2 separate regions of the Homo sapiens genome follow, and region 1 is linked to region 2. The links are chromatin contacts, found by Hi-C or POLR2A ChIA-PET in ENCODE. All regions are on one chromosome and are shown on one strand. Each heading gives the region's core, a stretch centred on a gene start or an enhancer-like site at or near the end of the contact. The rest is flanking DNA. Distances are from core to core; before and after follow the strand shown. Region 1 has its middle 110 kb from the start of LINC01948. Region 2 overlaps LOC105378977 (a long non-coding RNA gene).

Region 1 (4,275 bases), core at 623-3,122, 46 kb after region 2:
CCCTAATCTCAAGTACCCAGGGACACAAACACTGGGGAAGGCCACAGGGTCCTCTGCCTAGGAAAACCAGAGACCTTTGTTCACTTGTTTATCTGCTGACCTTCCCTCCACTATTGTCCTATGACCCTGCCAAATCCCCCTCTGCGAGAAACACCCAAGAATGATCAATTAAAAAAAAAAAAAAAAAAAGAAAGTTTCATTTCTTCCATATCCTCATCATTTGGGTGTGGTCAATCTTATTAACTTTAGCTATTCTGATAGGTGTGCAGTGGTATCTCATTGCAACTTTAATTTGCACTTCCCTAATGACTAACAATGTTGAGCATTTTTTCATGTGCTTATTGCTATCTTTGTATCTTCTTTGGGAAGACTGAGGACACTTAGGTGAAACAATGGCTTGGGTAAAAACTCTCCCAAAGTCAGAGCTACTTGTGAAGTTTCCTGCTTCAGCTGTTCTAGACAATGGTACTAAAGGGCTGAGGTGGGTGTGCTCTTTCTTGACAGTGACTATGATAATGACCCTCTTTTTAAATGTTTTGGGCTTTATCACCCATTCAATCTCTTGTGCAGTTTTGAAATCAGGTTGTTTACTTTCTTACTATTGAGCTTGAGAGTTCTTTATAGAGTCTTGATTCAAGTCCTTTATCAGATTTATGACATCTGATATGATTTCAAATATTTTCTCCTGGTCTGTGGCCTGTCTTTTCATTTCTCTTAACAGCATACTCAAAAATCAGAAGTTTTAAGTTTTATAAAATTCAAATGATCAATTTTAAAAAACGAGTCCTATTTTTGTTGCCATATCCAAGAAATCTTTGTGTAACGCAAGATTGCAAAGATTTTTCCTGTGTTTTCTTCTGGAAGTTTTGTACTTGTGGGTTTCATCTTTAGGCCTATGATCCATTTAAATTAACTTTGGTATATTGTGCAGAATGTGGATCAAAATTTTTATTTTTTATGTGGTTATTTAATTATTACAGCATATTTTGTTGTAAAAAAACTATTCTTTCTTCACTGAATTGCCTTTGTAATTTTGTTGAAAGTTGGTTGTCCATATGTGTGTGAGTCTATGTCTGGACTCTCCATTCTGTTCTGCTGACCTATCTTTACACCATTGCCACACTGTTTTGATTACTGTAGCTTTATAAATTAAAATCAGAGACCATTAGTCCTTCAATGCTGTTCTTGTTTTTCAAAGTTGCTTTGCTTATTCTAGGTCCTTTGTACTTTTATATACATTTTAAAATCAACTTGTCAATTTCTACAAAAATAGCCTACTGGAACTTTAATTGAGATTGCATTGAATGTATACGTCATTTTAGGAAGAACTGATGTCTTACCAATATTGAGTCTTCTGACTCATGAATATGATGTATCTCTCCATTTATTTCAAAATTTATTTTTTCTCAACCATGTTTTATGGTTTTATTGCATATATCTTGTACATATTTTATTGGATTTACCCTTATGCATTTCATATTTTTGATGCTAATAATGGTAATTTAAAAAATTTGTATTTCCAAATATTCATTGCTAAGCTGGTCTGGGTTTCAACTTTTAGATTTGTCTTATTAGATATTTCTGTATCCTCTCATTACTACTGGGTGAGCAGCTAAAGGGTGCTTATTTATTTTTAGAAACATATTGGCCAAATCCTACTTGCTTGGGCCTGGGAAAGGAAAGATCGGACCTGAGTCTGTTTTCACTACCTTCATGCAGGCAGAATCCTTTCCTGATATCTTTATATAAAGGCAACACTTCCATGTGGTTCTTTTCTGGAGCCTCCCAATTCTCTGCCATCCAAACAAAACCCACGGAGACTGAGCTGGCACAACTGTGACCACTTCGCTAATCACTTGGCTTTGGCTGCTGAAGGTCGTAGAGCTGCCTGGCAGGAAATGGGGCACAGACAGCAGGTGGCCCTGCCAGAGCAGCTGGAAAAGTGCTCTATTCATGACAGATTGTACATCATGAACCACAGTGACAGCATGGCATACCTGTCAGCCCCATGGCCGGCCGATTAGGTTAATTAAGGTTTTTGTCTTCAAGCATAATTGTTAGAGCTGTCAGCAGCATCAGTGATGCTAAAATGAAGAATCATATTTAGAGAGTGACACAGAAGATCCAAAAGAATGCTTGTACGAACATAGAAGGCTAAGAGGCAGCGGATTCATTTCAACCCCAGAACAACCTAATTCAAAAATATTGGGGGGAAAAGCAATCATGTTCAGTGGAGTTTATGGTGCTCTGAAAGCATATCTGACTAACATACAGTTGATACCTTGGAGGTTATCTTAGGAGTCCTACAGGTAAGTCTCGAGAAGATAATTCATTTTCCAAAAGCACCAGAACTACAGACTATTTAAGAACAGAACACGTGGAGTTTTAATTACTAATGTGCTTAGCACAGTGGCTGCCCACAAGGACTCCAGAGGCTAAGTAGGAAGTTTTACAGAGTGCATCATTGACTTTTAAAACTTTAGACTGAGGATTAAAATATTTATTTTAAGTAGAATTGGAAGTGTTAACTTAGTGCAATTGCAGAAGCAACAGCAAGGCATCCATGCTTCCAGCTGACTATGCTCATCCATGCCTGGGATTTCATAGATTTCTTTGGTTCTTTGACAACTACTGAGATTCTGATACCTTGAATGGGAGAATAAGTCATTAGGCCTTATCAGTCATTTACATGTTGTGAATGTACCCCAGTGTGAAAGAATTGATCCTAAAGCATTTTCTTCTGGCCCTTGGAGAACATTGTATAAGGGAGATCAAAGAACCTGAAGTGAGTGAAGAGAAGTGAGAGGGGGCAAAGGCATTTTTATAAAAGATGGAGAAAAAAAGAGACTAAAGACTCTAATTCAAATTTCACATAGGAACACATCAAAGTGAAATGGAAAAGTTCTCTGACCCTATCGCAGGACGTGTGACAGGGGTATGGCTCATTTATTTGGTCACCATGCCCAAACCCCTTAAGGAATGAGGAGCATGCAGGTGAGCTGGGGTGAGTGCTTTTGAGCTCTGACCCCACAGCAGTGCTAGGGGTGTTGCAATGCTCTTTTAGCCCTGCTGTCTAGGGATGGCTTAAGTGTTAAACAGCTCAGTGAAGAGTCAGTGTGACAGCCTTTTTGAGTTCCTGCACCCAGTGGGTCCTGAATTCTTGTCCAGCATCCAAGAAGAATCCAGATGGTAAATGCAGGGATTTTACTGAGTGATGGAGGTGGCTTTCAGCAGAATGGGGAGCTGGAGAGGGGATGGAGTGGGAAGATGATCTTCCCCTGGAGTTTGGCTGTCCCAAGGCCTATCTCATCTATGACTGTCCCCAGCTAAACTCCTCTCGACATTCTCCTCTCGACATTCAGATGCTTCCTCTCTTTTCTTCTTCTCTGCCTTGCTGCTCTGCTGCTCTGCCTTTCTGCTGCTCTTCTGCTCATGGAGCCTGGGGTTTGGGGTTTACGTGGGTACAGGATAGGGGGACATGGTGGGCCAAAATACAACATTTGGGCATGAAAACAAGAATGCCTGTTCTCATTTAGGGCTGCAGGTCCAGACTTGAGGGTGAGCCCTTGCCAGGGACCCTGCCCTCTAGCCTCCTGTTCGTATCAAAGTATCAAAGGACACTATCAAAAAGGTGAAAAGACAACCCACAAAATGGGAGAAAATCATATCTGCTAAGGATCTAGTATCCAGAATATATGAAAAATTCTTACAACTCAACAAAAAAAAGATCAAAAACGTGGTTAAAAAATAGGCAAAGGACTTGAATGAAGATTTCCCGAAAGAAGATATACAAATGGCCAGTAAGCACAGAAAATAGTGCTCAATATTATTAATCATTAAGAAAACACAAATCAAAATCACAACAGGGTGCTACTTCACAGCAACTAAAATGTCTATAATCAAGAAAACAAAAATTAACAAGTATTGACAAGGATGTGGAGAAATTGGAACTCTCATACATTGCTGACGGGAATGGAAAATAGTGCAGCCCCTGTGGAAGATAGTTTGGAGGTTCCTCAAAAAGTTAAACATGGAATTACCATATGACCCAGAAATTCTATTGCTAGGCTTATATATGAAAGAATTGAAAACAGATGTTCAGACAAAAACTTGTGCATGAATGTTCCCAGCAGCACAATTCACAATATCCAAAAGGTCTAAGCAACCCAAATGTTCATCAACTAATGAATGGATGAATAAAATGTGGTATATCTATGCAGAGGAATATTACAGTCATTAAAAGGAATAAAGTACCAGTACATGCTACAACATGAA
Region 2 (4,171 bases), core at 1,349-3,848:
GAGGGAAAACATTTGTTATTTTAAGCCAGCTAGTTTGTGGTAATTTACTACTTCAGCCTCAAGAAACTAACACAGATATTATATGTTGGTATAGTATTTTTTTGGTTTCTAAAATGCTTTGGCATGCATACATGGCTTCATTTGTACCCCCTAATGGTTTAGTTTGGGGACCCAAATCCACCATGAAATGGCTGTGGGATTTTGTGCAAGTTGTCAACCTCTCTGGCCTCTATCTTTTCATCTGTAAAATGAGGCAGATAATGATGCTCGCACTGTGTCCCCCACCAAAGTACTGTGAAGATTAAATGGAAAGACACGCTCATGGACTTGCTATACTGACAAGTTGTATTTGATGCTGAGCTCTCTTTACCTATCCTTGGGTGACAGCTCCCTCACTGCCTGGAAGAGGATATGGGCACCATAAACACACCTAGAGGGAGTGTGGGCATGCTTCTGCCACCTCCTTCACCAGCATGGTGTGAGGCTGAGGGTGAGGGCTGGGTGTGGAGAGCCCAAGGCCACTGGGAGACAGGACAGGGAGGGAAGTTTAACAAGACTGTGCTTTGCCATGGGTTCAGTCATCTCATGAGCTGAGGCTTGGGGTCCCAAGGCTGACTTCTCAAGAAACATTTGGTCTAAGAGCAGAAAGGCGGAAAGGTCTGTCCCTATTAGCCCTTGTCCTCTGCATGATCAGAAGCCAGGGACCACCCGTGAAGGTGTGAGTAGAAGTTCATTTTCCTGCTGACCTTTCAATCCAGAGCCTTTGGGTGATGATGGCTCTGAAAGGTGGTAATTAGTGCTAATCGAGGTGATGGTTTTGTGAAGCTGACACCTATCCATTAGGAAATGGACTGAGGCCAAGGGACCAGCCACCCCACCAGGGGACAAAAAGCTAAAAAATCAATGCGTGGCCAAACTCTGCACAATTAGTGTGCTCCTCCAACCATGCTTTAGTGCACAAAGGGAACCCTTGCAAGGATAGAAAATGGGAGCTCCAAGGTTGAATGCCACCCTAAGCCTAGGAATAGAGACATAAACAATGACAAGGAAGAAGAGACACAGTGGGAGAGAGAAGAGGAATGGCGGGAGGGCAACTCGGTGTGCTTTTATGAGGGACAGAATACACTCGGGCAGCTGAGAATAGCACGCAGTAAGCCAAGGGCACTCACTCATCTACATTCAGTATAAAGCGATTTCCTGATTTTTCATGAGTTATGCCGCTTGCATTCTATCAAATTTGTTTCCTGTTCCTTTACTCCAGTGAGTCTCTGCAGGTACCCAGAATTCTGCTAAAATTTGGCATCATCAAGGAACAAAACCTTCACTCATGTTATTGCGATAACTTTATAACTTCTCTTTTCCTTATGCCCCATCCAAACCATCCTCTACACTTAAGCACAAGTGAATTTTTAAAAACACAAATCTGAAAGTGTAACTCCCCTGCCTAAACCTTCCACTGGCTTGCTATTGCTGTTGTACTTAAGATAAAACCTCAAGTCTGCCACATGGTCTGGCTGTTGCCGACCTCCCCAGGCACTCTGCGTGCCGCTCTCCCCACCACTCTCCGCCCTCCTTTCCACCCTCTGTTCTGGCTATGAGTCTTCAAGTAAGTCATTCATTCATGTACATATAGTATAAGTATGTATGTATGTAGACATATACGGAAGCAGATAACCAAGTTAGATATCCGTTTGACTAGAAAGCTCTTTCCCCTGTAATGTGTATGCCTAACTGCAATTTTTTGTTCTTCTGACACACACAGAAGCCTTCTCAGACTCTCTCCCTTTAATTATGTTCCCCTTATTAATTTTTCATAATTCTCATAACATTATTTTCACCTTAATAGCTCTTACTACAAATTATATGTGTGTGTATGATTCATGTGTATATATATATATTCATATTAAAAGATCAATTAGTGTTAGCTTTTAAACTAATGTAAGAGTCTTTAGAAACAGGCAAACAGATTAGAAACACTTTTCTTCCTTTTTTACTTCCTTCCTTTTCTTTTTTCCTTCTCTTTGCTTTGTTCTTTTCTCTTTTTTTTTTTAAATACAGGCATAAATATAGAAGGGAGGATCATATATATGTGTGTGTGTGTGTGTGTGTGTGTGTGTGTGTGTATATATATATATATATGTATATGAATCATAGTTTGCCTTTTTGCTCCTCCACTAAATTGTTAGCTCTAAGAAGTGGGACATGTATGCTTTGTTCTCTGCAGTAAATTCAGTTCCCCAACCCCAGATATTCTGGGATTTGATTGGTCAGGGGTGGGGTGGGGTCTGAGCACCGGCCTTTACTGAAAGTTCCTCACATGGTTCTCATGTACAGCCAAGTGGAGACCTGTTTATCTAACCCACCTTCATCATTTTAAGAAGGAAGGAGCTGAGGCCCAGAGAGGTCACCTGACTTGGTCAAGGTCTCTTGGAGCTGGCTATAAGCAGATTGAGACAAGGACTCAGTTCTTTTAGGGCCTGGTCTCTTTGCACACTATAATGTCCCTTCACTTAAGTTGGAGAAGCTTTATCACTGAGTAGAGAGAGGTTTCTTTCATATTTTTGCATTCTTGGAGGATGACTAACTCATGCTTGTTAGCCTGGGACTTTCCAGGTTTTAGCGCTTTAGGTCCTGTGGGTCTCAGGTAAAGGAAACAAAAATATGCCACTCCAAAATATACTTCTTTGGTATATTTTGATATGACTATTCACAGGAACTGCAAACCACAGGAAAAGCTTTGAAAAGCTGTCTTTTGGGGAGGCGGGGAGATTTGCATCTGTAGAGGAAATCTACATTAGTGAAATGAAGTTAACAGCAGACACAAACAGGGTTTTATAAGGCCTCCCTTATCCAGACCTAGGAAAGATTAAATCACAGGAAAGAGGGACTAAAGTTCTGACACTTCAAAAGGTCTGACAGATAAAGTTTTACCACATAAGAGCAGGATACTGTCTGTTCTTTCCGAGGGCTGCTATCCATGGGGCTCTATCTGCATAACAAGATAGCCTTTGCTCACCATGCCTTTTCTCCCCTCTTCCTCCAATAACTTGTCTTGCCATGCCCCAAGCCTCTATTCCTTGCTGTATGGTATATAACCTTCAGCCATCTGGCTTTCCATTGAGTCTCATACTTTGTGTGTGGCTTCTGTGTCCATATGCACATTAATAAAATTTGTACACTTTTTTTTCCCTGTGAATCTGCCTATTGTTAGTTTGTTTTATAGACTCAAATTATTTAAACTTCAGAAGCAAGAGCGAAGGAAATTCTCTTCATCCCTACCCAGGCAAGCTGAGATGGTTGACATCACTGTTTGCACAATCACTAAGTCCAGGTTAGGAAAGAGAAGCAATGCCATACGGTGATTGAAACCCAAATTCTAAAGCTAGACTCACCTAGGTTTGAACCGTGACTTGTCAATTAGATGATGACCTCAGGCAAGCTTCAGTTTCTTTATGTGTAAGAAGGGAGAAATAATGTTGTATGCCTTAAACAGTTGTTGTGAAGATGAAATTAGCTAATATTTGTAAAGCACTTAGCACAAAACATTGTTCATAGTAAAAGATCAATTATGGTTAGCTTTTAAATTGATGTAAGAGTCTTTAGAAATGGATAAAATGATAGATATACTTTTCTCCCTTTTTTCTTTCCTTCCTTTTTCTCTTTCCTTCTCTTTGTTCTTTTTTCTTTTTAAAATGCAGGTGTAAATATAGAAGGGAGATGTGTTTCTGAAGGTCTAGCAATTGCTAGAGCACTAAAATACCTCTTTTTTTTTTTTTTTAACCAGCGCTCATTACTGTCTGTCAACTCTAAATGCCACCCAGACATTTCTAGGTAGTGCAATTTTGCCCTGCCAAGTGAAAGCATTTCATGACGCTCAATCATTAGGCAGCTATTTAAAACAATTTTCTTTCAGAGCTTCTCCTTCCCTTGGGCATTCATGCTGAAGACTCTGTCAAAGTGCCTATTTCCTGGAATCTGGCTATAGCAGACTTCCCAGAGGTTGGTACACCAGACTAATCATTTTTCTAAGGCAGCACTGGAGCCCTCAGGATACCAGTTGAATCTGATCCACATGGTAGCTCTGGGAACACAAAATGCTAATGATGTGGAACTTAGGCCACTGGTATTTATTCTATTGTTGTTTGCTTATTTATTTATTATCCGTGCAGGC

The links. Hi-C counts contacts between places; a loop is a spot of excess contacts on that map. ChIA-PET counts read pairs that join two places held with the same protein, here RNA polymerase II (POLR2A). Pooled maps may share reads with other maps.
Region 1: a loop to region 2 is called in a map of Right ventricle myocardium inferior, with 11 times the contacts of the local background. The contact joins two enhancer-like sites. A Hi-C loop is called at or near these places in 4 of 168 maps with a recorded cell type or tissue (CD8-positive, alpha-beta T cell, Right ventricle myocardium inferior, cardiac septum and 1 more) and 6 of 50 pooled maps. POLR2A ChIA-PET finds 5 or more read pairs at or near these places in 3 of 52 experiments (CD4-positive, alpha-beta T cell, activated naive CD8-positive, alpha-beta T cell and naive thymus-derived CD4-positive, alpha-beta T cell).

Annotation. Positions count from the first base shown.
Region 1 is chr5:56,373,304-56,377,578 of GRCh38, forward strand. No RefSeq gene overlaps it. Among named protein-coding and RNA genes, the nearest start is that of LINC01948, 110 kb to the right of the region's middle. Within about 2 kb of position 1,873, at least 3 of the 41 ENCODE cell types and tissues checked have a DNase peak (open chromatin) inside an H3K27ac peak, as active enhancers do.
Region 2 is chr5:56,326,458-56,330,628 of GRCh38, forward strand. All of the region lies in intron 2 of LOC105378977 (a long non-coding RNA gene), which reads left to right. Among named protein-coding and RNA genes, the nearest start is that of ANKRD55, 95 kb to the left of the region's middle. Within about 2 kb of position 2,599, at least 8 of the 41 ENCODE cell types and tissues checked have a DNase peak (open chromatin) inside an H3K27ac peak, as active enhancers do.